2 separate regions of the Homo sapiens genome follow, and region 1 is linked to region 2. A link is a loop called in an ENCODE intact Hi-C map of the cell type or tissue named here. Cell type or tissue: heart right ventricle. All regions are shown on one strand. Each heading gives the region's core, and the rest is flanking DNA. Links, peaks and the distances in the headings are about the cores only.

The links. A loop is a pair of places that touch in the nucleus more often than their neighbours do. Peaks named below come from ENCODE experiments on the same cell type or tissue, not always from the same donor. Only the 100,000 strongest peaks of a DNase experiment are listed, where the experiment ranks them.
Region 1: it touches region 2 in a loop (3-fold over the local background); 12 of 110 quality-filtered maps call a loop at or near these places.

Annotation. Positions count from the first base shown.
Region 1 is chrX:9,436,838-9,452,291 of GRCh38, reverse strand. LOC107985634 (a long non-coding RNA gene) reads left to right here and starts at 8,768. Exons shown (of 4, transcript XR_001755795.1): 1 at 8,768-8,925; 2 at 13,693-13,784. RefSeq lists silencers at 16-174, 11,844-12,044. In heart right ventricle, for the core only: no CTCF peak of the experiment used is centred there; no DNase peak of the experiment used is centred there.
Region 2 is chrX:9,343,927-9,359,380 of GRCh38, reverse strand. No RefSeq gene overlaps it. Among named protein-coding and RNA genes, the nearest start is that of TBL1X, 110 kb to the left of the region's middle. RefSeq lists enhancers at 6,480-6,589, 6,610-6,669, 5,748-6,947. In heart right ventricle, for the core only: no CTCF peak of the experiment used is centred there; a DNase peak (open chromatin) is centred at 6,541.

The sequences.
Region 1 (15,454 bases), core at 4,282-12,281, 91 kb before region 2:
TGTATTTTCTGCAGAAACAGGGTCTTGCTATGTTGCCTAGGCTGGTCTCAAACTCTTGGCCTCAAGTGATCCACCTGCCTTGGCCTCCCCTAAAGTGCTGGGATGACAGCATGAGCCACCTCATTCAGCCTCCTGTATAATTTAGATCATCTCTAGATTAGTTATAATACCTAATACAGTGTAAGTGTTGTGCAAATAGTTGTTATAGTGTATTGTTTAGGGAATAATGATAAGAATAAAAGTCTGTACATTCTCAGTGCAGACGCAACCATCCATTTTTTTTCAAGTATTTTTGATTTGAAGTTGGCTGAATTCACGCATGTGGAAGCCATGGATACAGAGGGCCAACTGTACACTAAAAGCTTGAATTTTAGCAAATTTGAGAAAGGCACAGTAAAGCTACATGGAATTAGAGCCCAGCCTTTCCCCCAGTACCTGTGTAAGGAGGCCTTTAAGGTTTGTTGTTATTTTCACTAGAGCACAGCCATTTGATAAGACCAGATACAGGTCTTATAGAAATTTTGAAATGTCCCTGAGGGAAGGGAGGGAAGGGAAAGGACATTTTAGTATACTTCTGAGATATTAGTGAGAATTGATCACGTTTTTAGAGATAACTATTTATTTATTTGTGTATTTATTTATTTATTTGAGATGGAGTCTGCTCTGTCGCCCAGGCTGGAGTACAGTGACGCAATCTCAGCTCACTGCAACCTCCATCTCCCAGGTTCAAGCAATTCTTGTGTTTCAGCTTCCCAAGTAGCTGGGATTACAGGCGTGCGCCACCATGCCTGGCTAATTTTTGTATTTTCAGTACAGATGGAGTTTCACCGTGTTGGCCAGGTTGGTCTCGAACTCTCGACCTCAAGTGATCCACCCACCTCAGCCTCGCAATGTGCTGAGATGACAAGCATGAGCCACCACGCCCGGCCAGAGATAACTATTTAAAATAAAACTCCCCCCACTCACAAAAGGTTGCAGCAGCACACAGCTATCCAACTGCATGGATGTTGGGCGGATTGACATCAGCAGGTAGAGACGTTTCAAGGAATGGTTTCAGCAACGGTCAGGGCACCAGGCAAGGAATGTTTTCTGGAATGGGAGAAAAATAAGTATGCTTCTGGCCAGGCGCGGTGGCTCACGCCTGTAATCCCAGCACTTTGCGGGGCCAAGGCGGGCAGATCACTTGAGGTCGGGAGTTTGAGACCAGCCTGACCAACATGGAGAAACCCCGTCTCTACTAAAAATACAAAATTAGCCAGGCGTGGTGGTGCATGCCTGTAATCCCAGCTACTTGGGAGGCTGAGGCAGGAGAGAGAATAACTTGAATCCAGGAGGCGGAGGTTGCGGTGAGCCAAGATCGTGCCATTGCACTCCAGCCTGGGCAACAAGAGCGAAACGCCGTCTCAAAAAAAAAAAAAAAAAAAAAAAAAAAAAAAGAAGTATGCTTCTAAAAGAGTAGTTTTCCTTTGCACAGGTCCCTTTAGATGACTAAAATAAACTTTTTCAGTTGACTACATAATTTCAAAGTGGTTTGAATTTTTAATGTTAAAGTTCTTCCCAGAAGTTTAAAATGGAAAGGTTTCACGTATGAGCTAAGAATATGAAATGGTGGCTGCCTCTCTCCTGGTTTTCTGTATTTTTGTATAAAGGGGACAAAGATAGACATTACAATAACTGCATTAAATATGTGATTCTATTTTTAAGATAGATTAATGTTTGTTGAAACATTAGGTATGCAATGAAATGCTGTAAATAAAAACCTAAGAATGTCCAAACATCCACAACCCCAGTCCAATCATGAGAAGGCATCATACAAACCTAAACTGAAGGAGATTCCACAAAATACCCAATCAGCACTGCTCCAAACTATCGAGGGCATCAAAGACAAGGAAGCATGGTGAGCCAGTCACAGCCCAGAGGAGCCCAAGGTGATACGATGACTTAATGCAATGTATAATCCTGGATGGGGCCCTAGGACAGAAAAAGGACATACATGGAAAAACTGGGCATTGAGTTATTAGTTATGTACCAAGATCAGTTTCATAGTTGTAACAAAAGTACTATGGAGGCATAAGGCTTTAACAATGGAGAAACTGAATTATACACAGGAACTCTCAATCTTATCTTTCTGTAACTGAAACTATTCTAACATTTTACAAGTTTGCTTAAAAAATTAGAATGCTGCACTGCAGCTGATTTGAAAGATAATTATTTTGAAACATACAAAATTTCTATACTACACACATGTACAATTGCATTTTTTTTGAGAAAAGGTGTCACTATGCAAATTAAAAACCAACAAGTGGTAGAAGCTGGGTGTGGTGGCTCATGCCTATAATCCAAGCACTTCGGGAGGCTGACGTGGGAGGATCTATTGAGTCCCGAAGTTCAAGACCATCCTGGGCAACATAGTGAGACTCCATCTCTACAAAAACAATTTTAAAATAATTATCAGGGTGTGGTGGTGCGCCTGTGGTTCCCAGCTACTTGGGAAGCTGAGGTGGGATCATTTGAGACCAGGAGGTCAAGGCTGCAGTGAGCCATGATTGCACCACTGCACTCCAGCTTGGTAACAGACAAGACCCTGTCTCATAAAAACAACAACAAAAATACAGTGGTAGAAGACTCCATCTCCTCCCATTTTCCCTGCTCTTCTTTCTTCCCTGCACACCCACTCCTCAACATGCTTGTGCTGTTCCCTGAATGTTTGCAGCTTCTTGTCACCTGCACCCAGTGCTGCTTCTGTGAGGACGTCTCCTCCAGGAGGGACCCCAGGCTTCTCCGAGCATTTCGGTCTCTGCTCTGATGGGTGCCCTCTCCCTCCCTCTTCACCAGTCTTTCTTTCATGGGCTAACATGTTCATGTTCATTTGCTCATTAGTTTTTTGTTTTTGTTTCTTGAGACAGGGTCTGGCTCTGTCTCCTGGGCTGGAGTGCAGTGGTTTGACCATGGCTCACTGCAACCCTGGCCTCCCAGGCTCAAGCCATCTTCCCATCTCAGCCTCCTGAGTAGCTAGGTTTACTAACGAGCACCAACATGGCCAGCTAATTTTTGTATTTTTTGGTAAAGATGGGGTTTGCCATGTTGCCCAGGCTTGTTTCGAACTTCAGGCCTCAAGTGATCTTCCTGCCTCAGCCTCCCAAAGTGCTGGGATTACAGCCATGAGCCACTGCGCCTGGCTTGCTCATTAGTTTTAATTGTCTGTTCCCCCAGCCAGAATATGAGCTCAGTGGACATGAAGAGGGTTGAGATGGAGGGAAGGGAAGGGAAAGGAAGGGGAGGGGATGGAAGGGGAGGAGATGGAAGGGAAGGGGAAAGGAGGGAAAGGAAGGGAAAGGAGAAGAGAAGGGAATGGAGAGGTGGTGGTCTTTTGATGTGTCCGCTTGCCTAGGCCACAATCCTCAGTTATTCCATCAAATACCATTTTCATTCTCTAGGGCCGCTCAAACAGGGAACCACAAACTAGATGGCTTAAGACAACATAAATTTATTCTGTCAGATTTCTGAAGGCCAGAAGTCTGAAGTCAAGATGTTGGCAGGGCCATGTTCCCTCTGAAGGCTCTAGGGGAGGATGCTTCCCTGTCTCTTCCAGCTCCCGATGACAGCTGGCAGTCCTTGGTGTTCCTTGCTTAGTAGCTGCATCACTCCAATATCTGCCACCATCTTCACATGGCCTTCTCCCTCCCTGTATGTGTGTGTGTGTCCAGATCTCCCTCTTCTTTCTCTTATAAAGACACAGGTTATCCAGTTAATGGATTTACCGCCTCCCTTAATTCAGTATAGCCTTCATTCAACTTGATCACATCAGCAAAGACCTTATTTCCGAATAAAGCCCCGTTCACAGGTACCAGGGGTTAGAACTTGAACTTATCTTTTTAAGGATACACAATCCAACCCACTACAAACACTAATCTAGGTGTTGCTTCCAGGCTGTTTTGAGATGTAAATAAGGTCCATAATCAGTTGACTTTAAGCCGGGGGAGAGATTATCTTGGATAATCAGGTGAAAGGCCTCTATAGCAGGACTGAGGCTTCCCTAAGGAAGAAGAAATTCCTCCTGTGAACAGCCAGTGCCCAAGAGAGTTCCAGTCTGCCTTCTTAACTGTCTTCCCTACAAATTTCAGGCCTGCCTGCCCAGCCCCACCCAATGACATAAGCCAATTCCTTGCAATAAATCTAGCATGTATCTTCTACTGGTTCCAGTTGTCTGGTTGAATCCTGACTGGTCTATCAGGATTGGAGAACTGCCTTGGGTTTCTTAGATACACACAAGTGATACAATTGGTTCTAGCATGACGAAGGGCCATTTGTGTTCTATGAAGACCATTTGTCAGCAAGGCACTGGGGTTCCTGTTCCAGGGCACCTAAGCAGGAGTTCTTGGCCCACAAAAGTGAAAGTTGAATTTTACTGTGTAAGCTCCAAGGATTTAATTTTGAACTGAGTTTTCAGGAATTATTTTTCTACTTAAGCATACTCAATAAAGCACTTATAGACTTGTAAGGGATCCAAGTGTAAATGTTTTACACTGGACCAGACCGTGAACGTTGGAATCCAGACACCTGGCTTTGCCACTTAGTAGCTGTGTAGCTGGAGCAAATTATGCAGCTTTGTCCTTCTGAATTCCAAGATTTTCTGTTTGTAAATAAGGAAGGGATACTAATAATAATAGTAATAATAGTACCTTCCCACTTTCGTGAGAAAATTGCATTAGATATTATATGTAAAACTAATTTAGCTAAAAAAAAAATACAAGGTAAATTTACACAAATCCTTATTAAATTATGTATTTGTGAAAGAGACTGCACATAAGGAGAAGGTAAGGGTTTTTTTTTCCTCCTTTGGGAGATCCTTCTGCTACAACCTCAGAAATCATTCAGGTTTAAATACTTTCTATTTTTTTTAACTGTAAGTTCACTTGGTGTAAGAAAAAAACAACTTTGCCAGAACCTATGGGCAAATTTCAGAAGCTATATAAATATGACAGAAATGTAGTTACAAGCATAAAGTTTTTTTAGACAGAATTTCACTCTTGTTGCCCAGGCTAGAATGCAATGGCACGATCTCAGCTCACTGCAACCTCTGCCTCTTGGGTTTAAGCGATTCTTCTGCTTCAGCCTCCCGAGTAGCTGGGATTACAGGTGCCGCCACAACTCCCGGCTAATTTTTGTATTTTTAGTAGAGACGGGGTTTCCCCATGTTGTCCAGGCTGGTCTCGAACTCCTGACCTCAGGTGATCCACCCGCCTCGGCCTCCCAAAGTGCTGGGATTACAGGTATGAGCCACAGTGCCCAGCCCAAAGTTGTATATTTTATTTGCCATGTAAAATACTTTAGAGCGGAAATACCATTGGATAAGTTAATCAAAAAGTAGGTAAAAATTTTTGTTAGGGTTCATTTATATGAAAGTCATTGAAAACAGAGACTTGTATAAAATGAATGATCCAACTCTCTTTTCAAATTGCATTAGTTATAATTTCTAATGGATCTGGAAGTTTTTAGATACTACTTCATTTAATACAATTCTGACTTCCTAAGTCATGATTCAAAGCTATTCTTAAAATAGCAACTCACTGGCTCCTCTAGCAAAAATAAACAAGCTGAAAACAAAAACCCTTTTAGTAATACAAATTTAATTCTGATCAAACAAACATTCACTGAGTACATTTTATGGATTTGTGGGGGAAAAAATTAAAAAAAAAGACACAGCCTTATCTTCTAGAAACTTATCATCTCTTAGGAGACAAGCTCTTTTTTAAAAATTTTTTATTCTTTTTTCATTTTCCTTTTATTTTACGGTGCTCTACACATCCAGAGAAACTTCTCTAGTAACAAACTATAGAAATGATCCCTGAGTCTTAGGAGAAACTCTTAACTCTCATAAAAGTTCTGAGTGATAAATAGTAGAAATGAGTGTGTGTGTTTGGGGTGAAGGTTAATCGTCTCACGAGGATTTACATATCTATTTTTCTAAGTTTGGACTTTGCCTAATGGGTGTTCTAAAAGTTTGCTATTCTGTATTCCTTTCTTTTTGAAATTGCCCTATTTATAATTTTATTCAATGAAATGCAGAAATATTAAAATGAAAGGAGAAAACCATCTAATTTTCAAAGGCACATCTAGTGTGACTTCATGATAGTCCACCATAAATTACCGAGGATAATTGAAGAAATTGTGTTCACCAACATGTTGAGGCCTGCAAATTCCACAATCTCCACTGCAGTGCGGGTCTGGAAAACTCAAAACAGCACACGCCTGTTCCCTGGCAGGAACTCTTTCTATCGCTTCCTTTCCTTTCACCTGCTTTCATCTGCTGGCTGGGTTTCTGGGAGATTATGGTGGGGAATGTCTGACATGTGCTCACGGTCTACCAGCACTTACTCAGTCCCTGGCCTTCTCCAAGAACCAAAGCAGGTATGAGACCCTTACTGGCCATTGGGTTGGAGAGAGTAGACAGGGAGGACCAAGGACACCAGCGCTCACATCTTTGTTCCCACTGCCACGGCCATTGAGGACGCCGAGAGGCTGTGGCCTTGCTGAGAAGCCATGCAGCTCTGCACACAGGGTGCGTCACTAGAAGCAGGTCACCATTTCCACTGGTGAGAACGATTCGGCTGAAGCTAATGCATCATTTAGCCTGTTTAGAGAAACAGGCAGCATCTTAGGGTGTGTTTTTTTTGCTTTTTCTTTTTTTGAGACAGAGTCTCGCTCTGTCGCCCAGGCTGGAGTGCATTGGCGCGATCTAGGCTCACTGCAACCTCTGCCTCGCGGGTTCAAGTGATTCTCCTGCCTCAGCCTCCCGAGTAGCTGGGACTACAGGCATGTGCCACCACGCCCGGCTAATTTTTTGTATTTTTAGTAGAGACGGGGTTTCCCCATGTTAGCCAGGATGTTGTCAATCTCCTGATCTCGTGATCTGCCCGCCTCGGCCTCCCAAAGTGCTGGGATTACAGGCGTGAGCCACTGCACCCGGCCGTTAGGGTGTGTTTTGAGGCACACACTTTAGTCCCTGGGAACCCCAAAGAGCTAAGTGTTCCATAAACAAATGTGACAGGGGTCCCACGTCATGCCTAGTAGCAGGTTATGATTCTTCTGTGTGTCCTGTTGCTGTCTCCTTTTCCTCTGTGGAAGGAGTGCGACTCCACCCTAGGGGCTTGGGGCTGTATCTGTGGACTCCTAGTGATGATCTGGCCCAGATCTCACCCTTCACCCAAGGAAACTCTGTCCCTGTTACTGAATTTCCAACTTTTGTCAGATAGACAACCTTCTCCAAGTTACCCAAACCTTAGCCTTGAAACCTTCTGTAACTATTCTCCTCCCCACCAATCCCAACAAGTCCCCACAAGCTTCCCATCCAGCTCCTCCTGCCTTTGCCAGCCGTTATCACCTGCCCTTTCCTTCTAGCTCCACTGCCCCTGCTCAGGACCTCTTTCCCCATAACTGGATTATTCTGACAGTCTCTGAATCGCCTCTGACTTTAGCCAGCTTTAACCGTGGTGTCTTTGTTCTCTCGGGTTGCTCCTGTAACTGTAACAATCTCCTGCCCCTCCCCACCTACTTCACTTCCTGCCTGCTTTTCCAGCGGCACTCAGCTATTCCTGTCTTTTCTGAGTATCAGGGAGCGCTTGGGGCCTCTACCAACCATGGGGAACTTAGCACATCCTGCCTCGTATCCCAGCTGAGGCTTTCACTTTACACCTCCTTCTGCCTGGCTGAGTTGGAAGGTCCATGATGTCCCCGCATCATTCGTGATGCCCAAGGTATACCTGGGTGGGGAAAAATGTCCTTTCTTTGATTGGTTGAGTAGTTATTCCAAGAGTATGATACACTAAGTGAGGATACAAACGAGGGAGGAGCTCTGCTTCAGAGCTGGAGCCGAGGGTTTTGAAGAGTGGGGAGGGGCCGGGCTCCATGGCTCGCCCTGCAATCCCAGCACTTTGGGAGGCCGAAGTGGGCAGATCACTTGAACCCAGGAGTTCCAGACCAGCCTGGCTGACATAGTGAAACCCTGTCTCTACAAAAACTACAAAAATTAGCCGGGCATGGTGGCATACCCTGTCGTCCCAGCTACTAGGGAGGCTGAGGTGGGAGGATCGCTTGAACTCGGAGATTGAAACTGCAGTGAGCCATATTCTCCCCAATGCACTCTAGCCTGGGCGACAGATCAAGACCCTGTCTTAAATAAATAAATAAATAAATAAATAAATAAATGAAGGAAGAGTGGGGAGGGGCAAGGAAGAGAGACACGACGGGAAACTTCTTTGAGAAGGGGGCATGACTGGAAACTGTTTTATTTATTTATTTATTTATTTTTTGAGACGGAGTCTCGCTCTGTCGCCCAGGCTGCTCTGTCGTGCAGTGGCGCGATCTCGGCTCACTGCAAGCTCCGCCTCCCGGGTTCACGCCATTCTCCTGCCTCAGCTTCCCAAGAAGCTGGGATTACAAGCGTGCACCAACACGCCCAGCTAATTTTATTTATTTATTTATTTATTATTATTATTTTTTTTAGTAGAGACGGGGTTTCACCGTGTTAGCCAGGATGGTCTCCATCTCCTGACCTCGTGATCCGCCCCCCTCAGCCTCCCAAAGTGTTGGGATTAAGGCGTGAGCCACTGCACCCGGCCGACTGGAAACTGTTTTGGGACGCGGCCATGGCGGGAAACTCCCTCGGGAGAGGGGCATAATGGAAAACTGCTTTAAGAGAGCGGCCATGACAGGACCTTGGGAGAGGGGCATGATGGGAACCAAACTACGGAGAGACAGAATGCCCAGAGTTAGTCCCCCTCCCTCCGCCCCGCGCCGCGTGGGACCCGTTGAAGGAACCACCTGGGTTCCGTTAGGGCTGGCTGGGAAAAAAGATATGATGGAAAGACGTGGGGAGACGTCTCAGTGGTCTACTGTGGTTGCTCCTGGGCTGGAGAAGATCAGGTACAAGGCGGGGGTTGTGGGCGGGGGCTGAAGGAAAGTGGGATGTTATTTTCCCGTTTGCTTCCCTTTCAAGTGAACCAACGTTGACATCGCTGCATGTTCGTTTCCAAACAAATCTTTCTAAACAAAATGGTCTGTGTCTCGTCTTTTAAAAAGGCCACGTGTATTCTCGCGGCCAAGTCTTTGTTCAAATCTTCCCTTTGTCCATGAAGGCCATCACCCTGCCTCTCCAAGTCTCCCTCCCGCCCCTTCGTCCAAGTCTCCCTCCCGCCCCTTCGTCCAAGTCTCCCTCCCGCCCCTTCGTCCAAGTCTCACTGCTTCGGTGAGGCCTCCGGGACCTTTCACAGCCCTGAGCCTTGGGGGCCACCCTCTGTACTGGAGGAAGCCGTGTAGTCTGTGTCATCAGTTACCACTGCTGTCTGCATTTTGCGTTTCTACCCTGCAAGCTGGGCCTCTCCTGAGGGCCGACTCTTCTTTATGACAGTCACAGTGCTATGCTTTCTGTTCATTGACATATCATGAGTTCAAACGACAATTCTAAAATGGCTTGTGTGGTCTTGGGGGAAACGGATCTTGTCTAAGAAGGGGAGAAGGGAGGGTGGAAAAGCCTATGAGTCACAGGGATTTGGCTACTTTGGGAACCAGCCACCTCTAGTAGTTTTATGTTAGAGACTGAGGCATGGGAGTGGGGTGCTGCAGGCAGGAGACTCATATGCTTGTGTCCTACAATTATTTCACAGAGAATGCCAACCTTTCCAGCATGCTATGTATAGTACAGTGCCTTGCACACAGGTGATCAATAAATAGTTGAACACAGGAAAATGCCCTTAAATATTATTTTCATTTAAAAATAAATTTAATGAATTACTGACACATGCTATAATGTGGAAGAACCTCAAAAGCATTATGCCGAGTGAAAGAAGCCAGACACAAAAGATCACATATCACATGATTTCATTCATATGAAATGTCCAGAATAGGTAAATCCATAGAGACAGAAAGTAGATTAGTGGTTACCAGGGGCTGGAAGAAGGCGATAGGATGGGGAGTGACTATTGAATGGGTATGGGGCTTTTTGGGAGGCTGGTGAAAATGTTTTGGCTCTAGACGGAAGTGAAAGTTGCACAAGTCCGTAAATGTGCTAAATGCCACTGAATTGAACACATTAAAGTGGCTAATTTAGTTATGTGAATTTCATCACAACTAAAAAAAAACACAGGAAAAACTTTCGTAAAACTTTTTTCAAAATAAAATTAATTTAATACATGAAAAAGTAACCAGAAACCATTTCCCCACTGGACTGCAGAAGCACAAAAGACCCTTCTACTTGATGTTTGGCCAAGTTTTTATTTCAGAAGTAGCAAAAAGGAACACCTGAAATCAGAACCTACTGCAAATATACATATTAGTGTAGGTTCAGTCCCCTCACACATTTCCCAGCACTGATTCCTCAGCCATCTATATTGAAACCAGAATGTTGATTGCTTGTGCTTCATTGGGCAAATAACTGTTTTCTTCCTTCATAGAGACAGTAAATGATAACAGCTTAGCTCACAGAAAAAGGATAAGCAATACCAGATTTGGAACATATTGAAAGCTGTATCGATCTATGGATTCTACCATCTACAGAAATGGTCAGTGGCTGTTAGCTACAAGAACCTGTCAAGCAAAATCAAAGTGTAGAAATACAATTTGTATGTCTTTGTCCAACATTGAAGGGTGGAATTAGAACACATCAAGAGGGAAATATGAATAATATAATATTAAACACTTAAGCACTACATTTTTGTGCCAAAGCTGGTTGAAAAAGAATAAAGTAACGTGCAGCAAAAATAACCCTTGGAGGGCAAAGGTGTGGTGGGGTGGGGAAGAGAAGGAAGAGGGTAAAACAGAATATTCCAGCTCATGGGTCTCCTGAATGGTTCTTGTTGAGTTTTAATCACTCATTTTATATTCTGTTGCAGTGTCTACTGCACCAGCCTTGGGCTAGGTTGGATTTTTGTCTTTATTTTATTTATTTATTTATTTTTGAGACGGAGTCTTGCTCTGTCGCCCAAGCTGGAGTGCAGTGGCACAATCTCGGCTCACTGCAACCTCTGCTTCCCAGGTTCAAGTGATACTTCTGCCTCAGCCTCCCTAGTAGCTGAGACTACAGGCTTTTGGTTTCACGTGACTAGATTGTCTCTAGGATCAAATGTTTATCCTAACTACAGCTCAAAGAATTACAAGTGTATTTTCTGTTAGAGTCTTGTGGAGTCATTTTGCTTTCTTCCAAACACATCTTTTTCATTAAAGCCTCTTGAAAATGTTTGCTTAGTGGTTGCAAAAGCAACCTGTAGCACAAAAAATATCAAGTAAAAATAGTGAACAGAATCTGTGGGTGTATTTTCCCTGTGCCGAATTCCCCTTTCTTCCCCCTCCCCCATTCCCTGCTTCAACAGCTCCAGATCAGTAGGAAAAAATCCAATCGCTATATGCCCTACAAAGGGTGGTTTCTCCTCCCTCTTGCCAACATGATTTAGTTATGTAAAAAACATCAACTCTGAAAAGCATAATGCATTCATTCCCACCAAAAATAGTGCATTTAGGTTTATTAATGTTTGGGAACTTCAAGTAATGGAAAAACTGAGCCACATAAAAAGAGATGCATGATAAGTTGCTCTGAATTTAGCTCCATTTTATGATTAAGAACCCAGCACAACCAGTTGACAAGTCAGCCAGGCCTGTTGACCTTGCTTAACTTCCTTCTGAAAGCTCAGATGAAAACAAAAAGTTCCCTAAGCAGATGAAAATAGCTGCAAAAATAAATACGATATCTTGCTACAGGTTAAATAGGCTCTAATGGGGCTTCAGAAGATATTAAATGTTTTAAACAGAAGAGTGGTTAAAAATAGAGAGCAAATGTAAATAATCCAGGGGTTTTTTTTTTCCTCCAAGTTATTTTGGGGCTGAAAATTGCAGGTGGAGGAAGATGAGTAAGTGATACTTAAAACCAGTCTTTCCCTTGATCTTGTTTCATTACAGTCTTCATCTAAAGCTCTTGCAAAACAGTGACTGCTCCAGGTTGTTGGGGTGGATGGTCTAAAAGATAACTTTGGGGATTGGGTGAGTGAATGTGGCCCAACCTCAGGCAAACTTGTGAAGGGGCAAAATTTACCCTGTGCTGCTGGCTTTCTATTACTATTTTTTCTCTCATTTCTCCCACCCTCAAGGTGTGTGGAACAAACTTTGCTTTTGGCGGGGCGGGGGGAGGTGGGGGGGTCTTCATGATCCCTGTTCTTTTGTGGGATTCTGGCCTTCTGGCCTCTTAAGTGTGGGTAGGACGTATGTTTTGCTTCTTTTTTTTTTTTTTTTTTTTGACAGAGTCTTGCTCCGTCTCACCCAGTCTGGAGTGCAGTGGAGTGATCTCTGCTCACTGCAGCCTCTGCCTCCTGGGTTCAAGCGATTCTCCTGCCTCAGCCTCCCAAGTAGCTGGGACTAAAGGCGTGTGCCACCACGCTCGGCTAATTTTTTTGTATTTTTAGTAGAGACAGGGTTTCACCATGTTGGCCAGGCTGGTCTCGAACTCCTGACCTCAAGTGATCCACCCACCTTGGCCTCCCAAAGTGCTGGGATCACAGGCGTGAGCCACCGTGCCCAGCCTGTTTTGCTTCTAACCAGGAGAATATGGCAGAGGAGATGGGATGCCACACCAGTGACGAGGTTCCCTGATGCACAGTCTTGAAGAAGCAAGCAGCCATGGGGCAAGGAACCAAGGGCAGCCCCCCCAGGACCGCCCCCCAGCCAGCAGCCTGCAAGAAGCCAGTGCCCTGAGTCATGAAACCATTTTTTTTTTGGAGACAGAGTCTTACTCTGTTATCCAAGCAGGACTGCAGTGGTGCAGTTACAGCTTACTGCAGCCTCGACCTCCAGGGCCCAAGTGATCCTCCCACCATAGCCTCCTGAGTAGCTTGGATTACAGGTGTACATCACCATACCTGGCTAATTTTTCAAATTTTTAAATTTTTTCTAGGGATGGGGTCTCACTATGTTGCCCAGGCTGGTCGCAAACTCATGGGCTCAAGGGATTATCCTGCCTCAACCTCCCAAAGTGTTGGGATTACAGGCATGAGTCACCACACCCAGCCTGAGGGATCTTGATGGTGGATTCTTTTCCATCCAAGCCTCTAGATGAGAATGCAGTTCTGCTGACACATTGACTACAGCCTTGTGAAACCCTGAGCAAAAGGCACAGTTAAGCTGAGCTCAAATTCCCAACCCATGGAGATTCTGAGATAACAAACGTGTGTTATTTTAAGCCACTGCATTTGTGGCAGTTTGTTACTCAGCAATGGGCAAGTGTTATGGACTGAATTATGCTCCCCCCACAAATGCATATGTTGAAGCCCTAAGCCCTGGTACTTCAGAATGTGAATGTATTTGGAAATAGGATCTCCAAAGAGGCAATTAAGATAAAATGAAATCACTAGGGTGGGCCCTAAACCAATACGACTAGAATTCTTATAAGAATAGTAGATGAGGACACAGATGCACATAGAGGGACCACCATGTGAGGACACAGGGAGAAGACAGCATCTACAGGCCAAGGAGAGGTCCCAGTAGGAACCAGCCGTGCTCACACCTTGATCTTGGACTTCCGGCCTCCAGGACTGTTGGATAATAAATCGATGTTGGTTAAGCCACCCTGTCTATGCTACTTTGTCATAGCAGTCTAAACAGACTTAATACAGTAATTAATACACAAATGCTTGTGTTTTATTTCTACAGGACCTATTCTTACTATCCATCGACTGATTCCATCCATCGCTACCCATCTGCCACCCATCTGTAACCATCTTTCTTGCTCTGAAAATAATACGGTAAGGATTTATAGCTTTACTTCTCCATTTTATTAGGGGCATTCTGCAAATGGAAATGTTTTAAGGCCCTAAAGGAATCAGCCAGTCCCCAGCGGAGACCTCTGAGGAGGAGGAAGATGCAGTTCTTCCTCTTTCCCTCAGTTTTCATGGTGCTCAGGCATTAGGTGACAATGTCTATCATTGGGGACTAGGAGGCAGGAGGCAGAATGGCCCATGTATGTGTCAGGGTTTGCTTAGGGACCCCCAAACATGATCATGGTGCCACACCCAATGTCAGAGAGATGGTCAATGAGTGCCTGAAATGCTGTGGAGGTTAGAGTGGAAGAGAAGGGTGGGCTTGGAAGGCTCCGGGGAGGGAGTTCAGGTGGGAGAGGGTGACATGAAGGCAGGCAGAGAAAGCTGATTCCAGGACCAGCTGGATGGAGCAGGGAGCTTGGAGCAGAGTAGAAAGGCCCCGCAGCTTTCACAGGGTGCCAGATTGACAGCGATAAGGAAGGCCTTGAAGTGCTTTTGGCATGGTCTGCTCTGTTCCTTAAAGAGGCGTGGGTCTTCCCCCAGAACAAAAGAGTACGCTTTGCTAATAAGCCTGCAGGACAAACACATTTCGTGGTTAAACAATTCAGCAAGAAGAACCCATTTGTTGCTCTTGCAAGCTTGACTGGTGGCACTTCGTGCTAGCTCCATCAAGCTGCTTTTTGTTGCAAAATACTTGGATGCCCTAAAAGATTGGTGCCTATTGTAAGACAGAGTCTAAGGTTCCAAGACTATTTAGTCTGGGGTCACAAACACCAACTTTGAAGCAAGACACTCCAGCCTGGGTGAGAGAGTGAGATCCTGTCTCAAACAAACAACCCCCCCAAAAATACAAAGGGAATGTGTCCTAACTGTTCTTTCATGCTAGCAACTTTTTGTTGGGGGGCGGGGGGAATCTCACAACTTTATTGAAAAAAAGTGCAATGAGATTTGTCAACAGCTTAAAAGAAAGACGAAACTTAGATACCTTCCCTCAAGCACAGGACCAAAGGCAGACTGGACTCTTTCTGGATATTGTAGTCAGACAGGGTGTGTCCATCTTCCACCTCCTAGCAATTTTTAAAAGTTTGTAAAAATATATTAAAATGGTGACAGACTGAGGATGTTTTCCCTTGGTGGACTGGTGTGATGGTTAATGTTATTTATCCACTTGACTAGGTCATGGGGTGCTCAGACATTTGGTCAGACATTCTGGGTTTGTGTGAGGGTGATTTTGAGTTGCAAGTGCAGCATGACCTGCTATGGGAACATACACACGTCACTTAAACAGCTGTGTTCAGATTCTGCCTCTGAGAACTGGGGCTAGCATTACCTCTCTCACAGGGTGGATTTGAGGGCAAGGTAATTTCTGTATTCAATACTAGGCTTGGTATACAGTATTTGCTCAACACATTGAAGCTATGATGATTCACTGAAACATGGATCTCAATTAGTACAAGTGTGAGCAGGCACAATATTACTTAGATGACTTTGCAGAATTCAGTGCAAAATACGAAATAAAACAACTACCAAGAAATTGGGGGGAAGAGACCTGAGAATTATGAAGGGGCTGATTGACCCAAAATACAAACCATTAGGCTAGAGCAGTGACTCTCTGACTTGCACACACATCAGAACCTTCCAGAGGGGTTATGGAA
Region 2 (15,454 bases), core at 2,564-10,563:
CTCCTGCAGTGAGTTAGGCGTACTGGGCCTAATTGAATCTTCCTTGGACAGGGATCCTGCATTACCCTGGGACCAGCGTTCAGCTGGGCTAACAAGCCCTCTGCTGTACTTTAAGGGTGATTTCTATGTAATGGCCCCAAGATGCACTCTGGAAGTTGCATTTTTGATTAAGTCCCACCCATCTTCATCAACAGTGACTTCTTTCTTGGAATCAGACTTTGGAAAACAATTTTGATTGAGACGTATTCCGGCTCATTAAGGATATAGAGTACAGGTTGAGTGTCCCTAATCCAAAATGCTACGGCCCACAAGTGTTTCATGTTTCAGATTTCTTTTTTGGATTTTGGAATATTTTCATGTACATATGAGATATCTTGGGGATGGGACCCAAGTCTCAACATGAAACTCATTTCTGTTTCATATACACCTTATACACAGACCTTGAAGGGAATTTTATACCATATGTATATTTTTTATATGGCATAAAAATAATAGATATATTTTTGAGACAGGGTCTCACTCTGTCTCCCACTCGGGAGTGCAGTGATGCGATCATAGCTTACTGCAGCTTCAACCTCCTGGGCTGAAGTGATCTTCCCACCTCAGCCTCCCAGTTAGCTGAGACTATAGGCACGAGCCACCATACCCAGCTAATTTTTAAACAATTTTTTGTAGAAACAGGATCTCACTGTTGTTGCCCAGGCTGACCTTGCACTTCTGGGTTCAAGTGATCCTCCCGCCTAGGCCTCCCAAAGTGTTGGGATTACCGGAGTGAGCCACCACACACAGCCTATATAATATTTTTAATAATTTCGTGCATAAAACAAAGTCTTAACCACATTTTAACTGTGACCCCTCCCATGAGGTTAGGAATGAAATTTCCCACTTGTGGCATCGTGTTTGCACTCCAAAAGCTTTGGATTTTGGAGCATCTCAGATTTTGGATTTTTGGGTTAGGGTTTCTCAACCTGTATTTTACTTTATTTTATATTGTTAGAGACAGAGTCTCACTGTGTCACCCAGGCTGGGGTGCAGTGGCACGATCATAGCTAACCACAGCCTTGAACTCCTGGATTCAAGTGATCCTCCTGCCTCAGCCGCCCGAATCACTGGGATCACAGGTGTGCACCACCGTGCCTAGCTTCAACCTGTATTTGTAACTATTTTTTGAGTTTATGGGGAATGCTATCTTTTTTTTAGTGAGACTATGAAAATCAAATACAGATCCCCAAACGGTATGGTGGGAAGTTGGGTAGATTCACAAACTCCTTCGGCTCTAGAATAAGGGCGATAATGCACATAGAGCGCTTCCTCTGAATTTATTTGCCCTAATTAACCCTTCCTCCTGGCCTTGGTACCCTGGAGGTAGCTTAGAAACAATGTTCAGGCTTAGAGAGAAGCTCAGATGGTCCCACTTGGGTACGCAGGAGGCCTTCCCTCGTGGAAGCTGTATGGGGAAAGCAGATAAGCACTGGGGCCTCCAGAGTAATTTTTCTGGTAGTGGAAACAAGAAGTGCTGCAGGTAATCAGTCTTTATTTTCTTCTTTTTCTGCCTTCATCCGTGGTCTGTTTGGCAGTTACCCAAATTACAAGACTTGACAGTCATTTCTATTTAATAAGCTTGCTTTGAAGCCCAAGAAGCACCCAGTGTGCAGCTCTGCCAACAGGGAATCATTAATGCTGAACAGACAAAATGTGCATGTGTAATTGTTTTCATTGAAATAAGCGCCCCATATACCCCCTGCTATTTAATGAGTACACACAGGTTAACTAAGACCAGGACACCAGACACAGTTGCCATCTCTGATCACTTGCTTAAGCATGTGAAAACAGAAAACAGGCTTGGTTTTGGATGACAAATAGGATTTCACTTTTTTTTTTTTTTTTTTTTTTGAGACAGGATCTTGCTCTGTCACCCAGGCTGGAGTACAGTGGCACAATCTCAGCTCACTGCAACTTCGACCTTCTGGGCTCAAGCAATCCTCCCACCTCAGCCTCCTGAGTAGCTGGGATCACAGGCATGCACCACCACACCCAGCTAATTTTTGTATTTTTAGAAGATATGGGGTTTCACCATGTTGCCCAGGCTGGTTTTGAACTCCTGGCCTCAAGTGATCTGCCTGCCTTGGCCTCCCAAAGTGCTGGGATTACAGGCGTGAGCCACCGCTCCCGGTCAGAATTTGCTTTTTTACTTTCACCTTCCACTTCCACTTTAGCCTAATTCCCAAAGTGAAATAAGTCTGACTAACAGAGGAAGAATGAAGACATTTAAAAGCTTCTTTTTGGACATCTATTTCTCCCTTCCTGGACAGTTGGTGGTTACCAGTAAAAGCTAAGACACTGGCAAAACTTCTTGGCATTCCATTAGAATTTTAGTCAGGCTGCGGTACATCCCTGTTTCATAGGAAAAACTGGGAACCAGATTTATACAGGACACAGAAACCTGTATTTCTTCATATGTGAGAAGACAGGAATGCTGGCCCGGCTGTCATTGAATTTCCTGAGTTTTACTACCTAATAAGGCCAGTTTTTCCTTCCTTCCTTCTTCCTTCCCTTCCTTTTCGTGCTTCACTTAAGAACCATGGGAATTATAACCCTACCTCCAGATTCTTGATTCTGAGATGGTGGCTTTGACATGGTACCTCTTCCCAGCATGGGGCCATCAGCTTTCCATCCAAACCCACTCAACTTGCTGCAACCGAACTCAGTGTCGTCCCCACCCAACTCTGTCCCTCTTCCATCTTGTTTACTTAAATCGCTCCCTCCTCTAACTCATCATCCTGCCTGAAACCTTTCCATCACTTTTTACCAAATTCACCAAAGTCCATCTACATACAGAAAAGCACACTATTGATAAGTCAACAGCTCCCCAGATCTCATAAACTGAATGCTTCCCTGGAAGCGGCACCAGGTGAAGACGCAGAACACCGCCAGCGCCCTGCACGCCCTTCTGCCTCTTTTGAGTTGATGTCCTCCTTTCCCCTTTATCCTGGAGCCCTCACGCCTCCTGGGCCCTCTTCTCCTTTGTCCCTCAGTCCCGTCAGTACTTCTCCCCATCTGTTCTCACTGTCAGCTTCAGGCTAGAACACAACTCTATCATGTCTGTCTCTTTACAAAAACCCACTCTTGCTGTCCAGAGCTATGGTGTAAAAAAAGCCCTCAGTTTCTTAACCTAGACTCCAAGGTCCGCTGGGACTTGACTTCATCCCGTATTTACAGCCCTATTTCCCACAATTTTTCCTCGAACTCCTTATGATTGAGCCAAATGGAAATATGCAGTGACCTGGTAATAGAATAATGACAACAGAAATAACTGAATGGTTTTGAACGTTTAACAATGCACCAACCAGGCTCTTGGTTAAGATGTAATCTATTTTGTTACTTATAGCAACCTCATGAGATAGGTGATATTGTTAACCCCACCTCACCGGAAGCTGAGTGACTTCCTCAAGGTCACACATCCTGTGAGTCATAGAACTGCCATCGAGACTCAAAGGGTCTGAGCTTGGGGCAAGCTCTATGTACAAGTGTCAAGGTTTCCCACATCGGGATTGTGCTCATGCCATTCCACCGTTCAGGGCGTACATGACCAATATTTATCCATGTCTGACCCACTCTGCAAGACGCAGCTCACACGTGTCCCCTCCAGTGGGCTCTCCCTGGTTCCCCCCATTGGAAGTGGTCTCTGAACACCCAGAACATTTTCCTCATCCCTCTTCTGACACACTTCCTTTAATTCGTTTAACAAATACCGTCAATTCTCATTATTCAAAGTAGCGGTGTTCTCTACAGCCTCCATGCGCACCAAATTAGCAAATACTAAACTTCTGCTCCTAGGAGAAACACACAGGTCGGGGTCTTGGAGCCTCTTGTCAAACATTTTTGTCAACGGATCAATACACAATCTTGTTTTGTGTGTCTTCTGCTGAAGACACCTCATTTAATATATGTTATTGATCCATTAAGGTTGAACTCACGGCCAACGGCACTGTAACTCATACGTGAATAATAGCTGTCAAATGTGTATTTTCTCTGTGAGGCACATCACAGCCTACTTGTTTTAGGAACAGAAGACAGGACTTCAGCTCTACACTTGGGAACCATTTTAATAAGTGAAATAATTAGTTAGAAGTACAAACATGCAAAAAACATGGCACGAGGTAGGCTGTGAAAAAGACACTGGTTTACAGCAATGAGAGCTGAAACAGGAAGGCAGAGGGTCTCCTCGTTTGACCTCAGCTGGGAACATGCATGTTGAGCAACTTCAAAGACTTTGACCACTCTGTGCATATCCGAGGATGACTGTGAAGCTCGCCTAGCTGTGGATCACCCCCTTACACAGCTGCTGCACTTCGTGGCCCGGTCATGGCACTCCACACGCATGACCTCCCATCCTTACCTGTCTTGCCTGGGCACCGATGGACGACTTCCTCAAGAACTGGGTCTCAGGATGTCTGGGGCAGAGCTCTGAGCACCCCTTAATGAGATGAGATTCCAAAGGATTCCCCTGAAGCTCTGACCAACCCCCGATGCAAAGGGATCTTGAGCCGCTGTGGTCTCACCTACGTAGATACCGATATTTGTAAACTTCTTCCTTTGCTTTGTGAATGCTCTGGCTGTTTGTAAATTCCTCTCACTGACTGCAGATCCTTTTACAAAGCCACCCACTCAATGGTAGGATCCCTGTCTCTCTTCTCTCAATGCTAGCATAGAGCTTCGCCACATAAGTGGTTATTCAATTAAATAAAACTTGAAAACCTACAGGAGCAATACCATTAATTAGAAGGCGCTTACTTTATTCCAAAAAGAGTTATGCCAGACACACTCTGGTCTGCTTGCTAGAGTCTTCTTATTTCTTGAGCATACATCTTGTTGCTTTTGGAGGAGGATACGATAAGAATACTGAGTGGCTTAGCTTGATTTCGTAGTCCCTTTGAGTGAACTAGATCCCTAGACCTGGGTTCATGGAGCCTGTGGAGCTGAGGCCAGAAAGAGAAGCAAAGTTCCTCAGAGCCCAAGAACTGTTGACCTTAGGTCCTGTACAAGAGTCAGCAGGGCTGGAAATGCAGGCAGAATATTAGCTAGTATTGCACAGACACTTCTAATTGTTTTTTGTTTGTTTGTTTGGAGAACGAGACTCGCTCTGTCGCCCAGGCTGGAGTGTAGTGGTGCGAACTTGGCTCACTGCAACCTCTGCCTCCCGGGTTGAAGCTATTCTCCTGCCTTAGCCTCCGGAGGAGCTGGGATTACAGGCACCTGCCACCATGCCTGGCTAATTTTTGTATTTTTAGTAGAGACGGGATTTTGCCATGTTGGCCAGGCTGGTCTCGAACTCCTGACCTCAGGTGATCTGCCCGCCTAGGCCCCCCAAAGTGCTGGGATTATAGGCGTGAGCCATTGTGCCTGGCCCACACACTTCTATTTGTATGGTTCTCAACATGCAGGTATGTGTTTTGTAACCAAGCGTAGCCCCCTGTTGGACATCGATGGGTTAGTTGGTGTGACTGGGTCCTTTCTTTTTTCTTTTCTTTTCTTTCTTTCTTTCTTTTTCTTTTTTTTGAGATAGAGTCTCACTCTGTCACCCAGGCTGGAGTGCAGTGGCGCCATCTTGGCTCACTGCAACCTCTGTCTCCTGGGGTCAAGTGATTCTCCTGCCTCAACCTCCCAAGTAGCTGGGATTACAGGTGCGTGCCACCATGCCCGGCTAATTTTTGTATTTTTTAGTAGAGACAGGGTTTCACCATGTTGGCCAGGCTGGTCTCAAACTCCTGACCTCAAGTGATCCGGCCGCCTTGGCCTCTCAAAGTGCTGGGATTACAGGTGTGAGCCACTGTGCCAGGCCATGACTGGGTCCTTTCATGCTGCTCTTTCCATTTCTTTGCAGTCCTGGAAGCAGGCTACTTTGGGCAGCTGTCCTTGGCTGCTGCTCCCCTGCACCTTAGGATCCTTATGAAAAGCGACTCTATGCAAAGAGACACGCAGCTAATGCGTGCTGTAGGGTGAGTGGAGAGCCTGGGGGGCTGGGCTACAAAAACCTATGCAACCCAAGCCCGATCTGCCTGACCTTGAATTGGTTTACCACATGTCTCTCTCTTACCAGGCAAATCTCCAAGGAGTCTTTCACTTTGGACAGTACATCCCCAAATCAAAGACTGATTCATAAAAAGAACTGATGAAATGTTGCCTTTTGCTCAGGCACCCTATCACACATGTTTTTCCGGAGTCCCTTGCCATTTCTTCCTTGCTGACTCAGAGTAATGATGGAGAACAAAAAGCCAGGAGGATAGAAAAAAGGAAAGCTGCGCTATCCAGAGAGTCTGGGGAAAGAGCCAAGCTTTTCTCCCCAACCCGCATCTTTTTGGTTGTTGTTTCAAAGAACTTGCTTTGCCCCATTCAAGCTGCAGGGAAATCTCTTTTGCTAGAGGGTGCAATCAAAGCCGGTGGGGCATCTCCATGCAGTGTGTAGGTCACAAAATAGCTCTGAGGACATTGAAGGCCTGTGGGACGTTGCACAATGACATACTGGACCCGTTAGACACGCAGTGGGTTTCGCTTCCTGTACATTTCTCCGAAAAACCTGCCGAGTCATCGACAGTTATCACCACCTTGCAGAATTTACGAAAGCTTCTAAGCAGTCATCTGAATAGTTTCTTTTGCTTCTAGGGCTCCTTGTACTCCTGTAATTTAAAATTTGTTTAAATAATAAAACCAACACACAATCTGGGGCAAAATTAAAATTCCAGGGAAGGCAGGCCAGGTTTTGCTGGATGGGATCCTTCAAGAAATGTGCAGATAAAACAAGGACCAGCAGCTCCTTTTCCTGAGTCTCCTGAAGCGAACAAGTCATTGTTAGGTGCATGGCTTGATAAAGAGAAGTGACAAGAAGATGGTATTTTAGACACTGAGAAATGAAAGCAAGTGTGCGTCGTGTCTAATGCAAATTACTGCTGCCCCTAGAAAAGAAAGGTGTGTGTGACCATAACGAAAGGAATAAGTTTAAAAAAAATTTGCCAAGTTAGCAGATTTCTGTCTCAAGAATGTAACAAAAACCATTTTTTTATGTTGAGGATTTTTTAAAGTTAAAAACAAGTCATCTCCTAAGAAAAGATAAGAATGTGATTCCTGAGCTGAGGGTATTTGCATTTTGAATTTTTGTTCCTACCTTTCAAGTAGGAATTGTGCCAAGAAAGCATAAACACAGAGAAGGAAATGGGTGTTTGTATTTGTAATACCTGCCTCAGGAGAGGAGAGAAGCCAAGAAGAAAGGGTGTGTGATTAACTCCTGAGCGCACTTGGAACCCAATGCGGCCAGAGATGTGAGTTGTGGGCCAGCAGGTGGATCCCTGTGGCCGCAAAATTTTGCTGTGCGACTGCTTGCATCAGTGGTGTTGTGGACGCCTTTAGGCAAGGTGTGTCTGTGGCTTGCTGGTATTTCAGCCAAGGAATGTGTCAGAGTAAGTTCAGCAGCCACAACAAGAGAGGATGTGTAGTGTTTCTGGGAGGGGCTTGTGTTGTTCTCAATTTCCGGGTACAAGGCTGGGTGCAGTGGCTCACGCCTGTAATCCCAACACTTTGGGAGGCCGAGGCGGGCGGATCACCTGAAGTCAGGGGTTCGAGACCAGCCTGACCAACATGGAGAAACCCCATCTCTACTAAAAATACAAAATTAGCCAGGCGTGGTGGCGCATGCTTGTAATCCCAGCTCCTCGGGAGGCTGAGGCAGGAGAATCGCTTGAACGTGGGAGGTGGAGGTCACGGTGAGCCGAGATCGCGCCACTGCACTCTAGCCTGGGCAACAAGAGCGAAACTCTGTCTCAAAAAAAAAAAAAAAAAAAAAAACTCCGAGGACAGAGTGATGTTAGACCAGACAGTGGGTCTCAAACTGTGGGTGTGTTTCAGCCACCTGTGATGCGTGTTACAAAGGCAGTCACCTAAGATCTCACCCTGGAGCTGGGATCCATGGAGCTGGGCAGGTTGAGGTGGTTCCAAGTTCAGTACAGGTGGTTCAAGGTCCCTACTCTGAGAAACTGACATCAAATGAAAGAAGACAAGTTTAGCGTGACAGTCCTTTATCTTCACACCTCATAATTGGCAAGCCACACTGCTTAGCCACATTCAAAGTCACTGGCAAGTGATTTTATTTTATTTTCAAGCGTGGGACAACTTAATTTTGTGAAATGTATATTTTTTGGTCATAGCATAAGCTACCACTCCTCAGTTCTTTTTGGCTGTTTTACAAACCAGTCAGGAAATGTATGGCAAAAACAGCAAAAGGAAAGTCGATTTTAAAAATGTACGATGCATGTTTTCGTTGTATAGACATTAATAATGAAAACAAAAGGAAAATTTTGGCTCTCGAGAAAAATGGAAGTGCCTAAAACGTTAATTTTTTTTCTTTTTTTCCAAATACCCAGACGTCAAGGAGACTAAAATGTAAATTTTAACCTAAAAGTATGAATGTTTTGGGTAGCTGGTTATAGTATCATCCTTGTGATTTGGAAAACATTCTAATGTAACCTTTCCCTGATTATATAGAGATTAGCTAGTATTTTATGTGTAAGCAGGGCCAGCTTTGCTGCCTTGTGACAGTTCAGTCCCACATGGACTGGTTTAATGTTCTGCAACCTCCATATTGCAATGCCTCATCATGTTGTCTTTGAGTTTGTATTTTGAAAGCGACGGTCTGACAGGACAGTGGAGCATGAGCCCAGGGCTTGGAGGTGCCACCTCCCTGCCTCCCAGGATGGACTCTCTGTGCTCCACTTCCCTGCCCCCATCCAATGATGTGGCTACTCTCTGCCTTCTGGCAGGCGCGGAGAGGTTCAGGTCAGCAGGCATGTGCCCCACCTGCCAAGTCGTGGGTGGGACCCCGGGAGCCTGTGAGAGTCCACATTGGCCCTCCGAGTATCCCTATGCCCAAAGAGGTGCTGCATTAAGAGTAAAAAGCAAAAGCCAGGCGCAGGAGTGTGTGCCTCTAGTTCCAGCTACTTGGGAGGCTGAGGCGGGAGGATTGCTTGAGCCCAGGATGTCAAGCCTGCAGTGACCTATGATTGTGTCATTGTATTCTAGCCTGGGCCACAAAGCAAGAACCTGTCTCTAACAATAATAAGAATAAGTGAAAAAACACCATGACAGGTCCAGAACGACTGGGGAGGAGGGAAGGAAAAATCTTTCTTTTCTGCTTTTGAACAAAGGACCCCAAATTTACATTTTGCACTGCGCCCCACAAATCATGCAGCTGGTCCCATGTGTAAGTCATATATGAACACATCGCTCCACTGCAGGATAATGGATGCAGGTCCAAGAAAGGGGAAAAGGATGACTCATTCCCCCACAAACAATTCACAGGGAAAGCATTCAGATGGCCAATTGCTCACCTAACATAGTTTATAATTCCTAACATAGTTCTATAAATGTTGCAGATTACATTTTAAAAACCCGTGGATGCTCTGTTTATTTTTTAAAAATAGTTATGCATTATTTGTTTCCCCAGTGCAGCTCTGTGCAGTGACAAGCAGTTGGATGGAATCATGCGCAACAGCTCTCTGTAATGTAGAAGTGACACACTGTCCCCAAACTGCCATGTCTTGTTCCTCATAGGCAGGCTACTCTCCAGGTGTTTGAAGGGACAACTTCAGCAAGGGGAGAGATCCCATGATTCCCCCAAAGACAGGAACGTGTAGTGAGAAGGCAGAATGGCACTCAGGAGGTGCCCCAGGGACTGGTCGGCAGCCAGCAGCGGGAACAAGGACTGGCCAGATCCCTGGTCTTTGCTAATTTCATTGAGCTCATTACCATGCTCTGCTGTGAATGGAATCGTGTCTTTTTTCCAGTTAGTCTTACGATGGGTCTTCTTCTTCTTTTTTTTTAAATTTAGAAATGTTTTATTTCCTTGCAGAACTCAGTGTACCAATGGATCTTCTAAAGCAGTTATCCATGTAACCTCAGTGAAGAGGTATGGTTCTTTCTCCCACCTCAACAAAACACAGCACACTTGGTATTACATAATTGGTTGGAAAATATTTTGACAATATATATATGTATTTTCATGTAGTTAAAAATCAGCAAAGCAGAAATACATTTCTGTATACTCTTAAGTCAGTGATTCTCAACTGGGGGCAATTTTGCTCCTCCCATCCCAGGGGACATTTGGCAATGTCTGGAGACAATTTTGGTTGTCACAATGCGGGGCGCGCCTGGCATCCAGTGATGGAGACCAGGGATGTTGCCAAACATCTTACAGTGCACAGAGCAGCCCCCTACAACAGAATTATCCAGTCCCAAATGCCAGTGGTGCCAGGATTGACTTACATAAACGATTCTATTTTTAGAAGTGTTATTCAGTTCCATTCCCCAGCAATAATCTAGCATTATTTCTTCCCCAGGAGAAGCTTCCATGAACCAGAATTCAGAATATTAACTTATAGGAGCATGCCTCCCAAAAGGCGATTGTGGGTTTGTCTCTATCATAAAATACAGAGGAATGTGCAGTCTGAGAATGTTCACAATGGGAGCAAAGTGGAGGCATGCAGCCCTGCCTTGGGAGTGTTGGAAGGAGTGTATCACGAAGCTCCAACCTTGCCAGTACAAAAAGGCAAAAAAATTGAAAGCTGCCAGGCAGCTTTCAAGAATTTGGATGTGCAGGCCACACCCCAGACCAATGAAACCCCAGTCTCTGCCAGTGGGACCTGGGTGGTGGGAGTGTTTGAAGCTCCCAGAGTGCCCCCAATGTGGGGCCAGACTGGAGCATCACAGGACACATGGTTTAGATGTGGGGTAAGCGGGATTAGCTGTGCAGGAGGCAGTGACCAAGGGATAGGACCAACACCGCTCCACATAAGCTAAGGCAACTGACGCCTGTGCAAATCCACTGCAAATCAGCCCTCATTTAAATAATAACTGTACAGTCAGAGACTGTGGCTGGGATCCAAAGTTGGCTGGGGTCTACATGGCACACATGGGATTAATAACATCAAGCATGGAGATATTGGTGAGAAGGGGGAAGGAGAGGCAGGAACAAGCTCTCTTTTATTCATTACTGAGAATTCTCCTTCCAACTTATTTTAGAGTTAACTACAAGATCTGTTTAGTCAATGAAGTGACTGGAGCGTTTTCTTTTCTTTTTTTTTGTTTATTTTTTGAGACAGGGTCTCACTCTATCCCCCAGGCTGGAGTGCAATGGTGTGGTCTCAGCTCACTGCAACCTCTGCCTCCTGGGCTCAAGCGATCCTCCTGCCTCAGCCTCCCGAGTAGCTGGGACTACAGGCACCTGATACCATGCATGCCTGGCTAATTTTTTTTTTTTTTTTTTTTTGAGGCAGAGTCTCGCTCTATTGCCCAGGCTGAGTGCAGTGGCGCCATCTTGGCTCACGGCAACCTCCGCCTTCTGTGTTCAAGTGATTCTCCTGCCTCAGCCCCCTGAGTAGCTGGGATTACAGGCGTCAGGACCGCCATGACGCCTGGCTAATTTTTGTATTTTTAGTAGAGATGGGGTTTCACTATGTTGCCCAGGCTGGTCTTGAACTCTTGAGCTCGAGCAATCTGCCTGCCTTGGCCTCCCATAGTGCTGGGATTGTAGGGGTGAGCCACTGCACCAGGCCGAGACTGAGGCTTTTCTGTAGTTGAGACGACAGTTTCTCCATGTCAGCACCGTGAACATTTGGGACTGGAGCATGCTCTGTGGTGGGGCCGTCCTGTGCACGGTAGGGGGTTGACCAGCATTCCTGGCCTCCACCCATGGGATGTCAGGAGCACCCCCCGCACCTGTTTGAGACAACTCAAAAAGTCTGCAGACATTGCCTAATATCCCTTGTGGGGTAAAATCCCTGCTGGCTGAGGGCCACTGGTCTAGACCAAAGCTTTTTAAATTGCTGAGGTGCGTATCTCAAAAATTAGTTGGTTGTGCATTCAGTTGAGTGGGTAGTGACTAGCACTGAAAGCATGAAATGGAAGTGGATAGCCCAGAAAATTATAGAATGAGCCCATGGCAAGGGGAAGGATAAGTTCATGAGCATCATGTCACATTTTGGTCACATATATGTGTATGTGGGTCTTGTGTTTCTGTGTGAAATGTACTTCTTACTGTGGATGGGAGTTTCCTGGGGGAGAAGGAACCACCAAACAGCTCACGCTAGTCAGATGAGGTTAGTTCAAGGAGAGCCTAAGGAGGCCGGGCTTAACCTCATACATCGCCAGTGACATAAATGGATGGATTGGTATTATTATTATTATTATTTTATTATTTATTATTATTTATATATATTTATATATAATTATATATATAATAATTATATATTTATTATTATTATTATATTTATTATTATTATTTTAAAGACAGAGTCTTGCTGGGTCTCCCAGGCTGGAGTTCAGTGACGCCATCTCAGCTCACTGCAACTTCCACCTCCCTGGTTCAAGGGATTCTCCTGCCTCAGCCTCCCGAGTAGCTGGGATTACAGGCATGTGCCACCACGCCCAGCTAATTTTTGTATTTTTAGTAGGGACAGGGTTTTGCTATGTTAGCCAGGCTGGTCTCAAACTCCTGGCCTCAAGAGATCCGCCTGCCTCAGCCTCCTAAAGTGCTGGGATTATAGGCGTGAGCCACCGTGCCCAGCAATTTATGGATGATTTTGTATGGCATATGGGAAAGGCAGCGAAACACCATGGCAAAGATGATCTGGTGCAGAGTGTCTTGGGAACCAGCAGGAAGGCAGAAAAGGCTGGAAGGACTGAGCTCAAGTGCATTCCCAAAGCAACGAGGGCTTAGACCCAAGTAGGAAAGCAGAGAAATGGTCTTGAAGAAAAAGCCAGGATTTGTCACAGATTTGCTCTAGCACATGCTAGCTTTAGAGTGGCCTATCCTGAAGGTATTTTGCCTTTAATAGGTCTATAATAGGGGCCTTTTTTCACTTGGAGACAGTGCCTGCAAAAATGATCTGTTACACTATAACTTTTTATTGTGTTTTTTTTTTAAGAGACAAGGGTCTTGCCGTGTTGTCTGGGCTAGTCTCGAACTCCTGAGCTCAAGCGATCTACCTGCCTCGGCAGCCCCAAGTGCTAGCATTACAGGAGTAATCCACTGTACCCGGCCAACGCTATAACATTTTTAAACTTGAGAGTTAATCAAACTCTAGAAGAGTTTCTTGAGATACAATTTACATAGCGTAAAATTCACCCATTGTAACTGCATAATTCATTGTTTTGTTTTTAGTAATTTACAGAGTTGTGCAATCCTGATGGTAATCTAATTTTAGAACATTTCCATCACCCCAAAAAGAAACCTGGCGCAGGCTGGGCTCAGTGGCTCCTGCCTGTAATTCCAGCACTTTGGGAGGCTGAAGCGAGGGGATCGTTTGAGTCCAGGAGTTTGAGACCAGCCTGGGCAATGTGGAGAAACCCCATCTCTACAAAAATACAAATATTAGCCAGGTGTGGTGGTGTGCCCCTGTGGTCCCAGCTATTAGCGAGGCTGAGGTAGGAGGATCAATTGAGCCTGTGAAGTTGAGGCTGCAGTGGGCTGTGATTGAGCCACTGCGCGCCAGCCTGGGCAACAGAGCAAGGACCCGTCTCAAAAAAGAAAAAAAGAAAAGAAAGAAAGAAACCTTGTGCCCACTGGCAGTCTCTTCCCATCCTTCTCCTCCCCTCACCAGCAACAACCACTGTTCTACTTTCTGTCTCTAGCCTGTTCTGGACATTTCTTATAAAATAAATCATACGATATGTAGCCTTTTTGCATCTTGGCATAGTGTTTTCAAGGTTCAACCACGTTTTGGCATTTCAGAACTTCATTTCTTTTTATGGCTGAATAACATCCATTGTATGGATAGAGCACATTTTGTATATCCACGTATCCATTGATGGGCATTTGGATTGTTTCCACTTTTTGGCTCTCATGGGTGATACTGCTGTGAGCTTTCATCTAGGAATCTGTGGATGCATGTTTTCATTTCTCTTGGGTAGACAGATATGGTTGATCACATTGTAACATTGATATGATTGATTAAATTATTGATTATTGATTAAAAGAACTGAAGGTCCACTATGCGAACCAGCATTCTGAAGATACCAGAATGGCTCTGGAGTTAATTCTTTCTTACTAAAGAAATGGAAGTCAAGGGGTGATGATTTGTGGAAGGCAAGGCTGTGTATTGTTCTCAAATTTCTTCTTTTTATGTTCAATATTCAATATTCCTCATCAAGTTGTGTGATGAACACAAAAAGAGAGGTTCCTTCAAGCCAACCACCAATCTCCTGGGGGACTCTTCATAAACTCAGGCCATGAGCTTTGAGGCCTGTGAAGTTCATCATTAACACGTGACTGTTTTCTTTCACTGTGATGCCAAAAATCATGTCCCACATTGAGATTTGTGCCTTTCATTTTGGCCTGACACGGTGGCTCACACCCTTAATCCCAGCCCTTTGGGAGCCCGAGGTCGGTGGATCATGAGACCATCCTGGCCTTCATAGTGAAACCCCGTCTCAACTAAAAATACAAAAATTAGCTCGGCGTGGTGGCGCGTGCCTGTAGTCCCAGCTACTCGGGAGACTGAGGCAGGAGAATCCCTTGAACCAGGGAGTTGGAGGTTCAAGGGAGCAGTGAACTGAGATGGCGCCACTGCACTCCAGCCTGGTGACAGAGCGAGACTCCATCTCAAAGAAGGAAAAAAAAATGTCACTCAGGGCCGGGTGTCCTGGTTCACGCCTGTAATTCTAGCACTTTGGGAGGCCGAGGCGGGCGGATCACTTGAGGTCAGGAATTCAAGACCAGCCTGGCTAACATGGTGAAACACCATCTCTACTAAAAATACAAAAATTAGCTGGGCATGGTGGTGGGCACCTGTAATCTCAGCTACTCAGGAGGCTGAGGCAGTAGAATTGCCTGAACCTGGAAGGTGGAGGTTGCAGTGAGCTGAGATCGTGCCACTGCACTCCAGCCTGGGGAATAGAGCGAGTCTCCATCTCAAAAATAAGAAAAAATAAAATCCACCATCTTGCTGAAATGCACATATGTATATATATCAACATGCAAAACACTCTAGTAGAGAATATAACAGAAGGGAACATTTCCACTCCCCACCGCCAATATTTAGGCTTTGCAGGACATCCCCAGAATGTGGCGGGCAGTGCTTTGGGAGAGAGGGCTCCTCCCGAGGCTCTGGGATATTAGGATATTGGCGATGCCCCCCCCCCAGACACCTGGAGCACCCCCTACTGTCCTGTTTTGCTCACCCTCTTTTCTTTTCTTTCTTTTTTTTTTTTTTGTTGAGATAGGGTCTCGCTTTGTCACCCAGGCGTGAGCACAGTGGCACGATCATGACTTACTGCAGCCTCAACCTCCCAGGCTCAAGCAATCCTCCCACCTCAGCTTCCCAAGTAGCTGTCACCCTCTTTTCTGACATAAGGTCTAACTAAGGTCAAGAATCAGCTTTAGGCTTGGAAACTTGGCCAATGTTTTCTG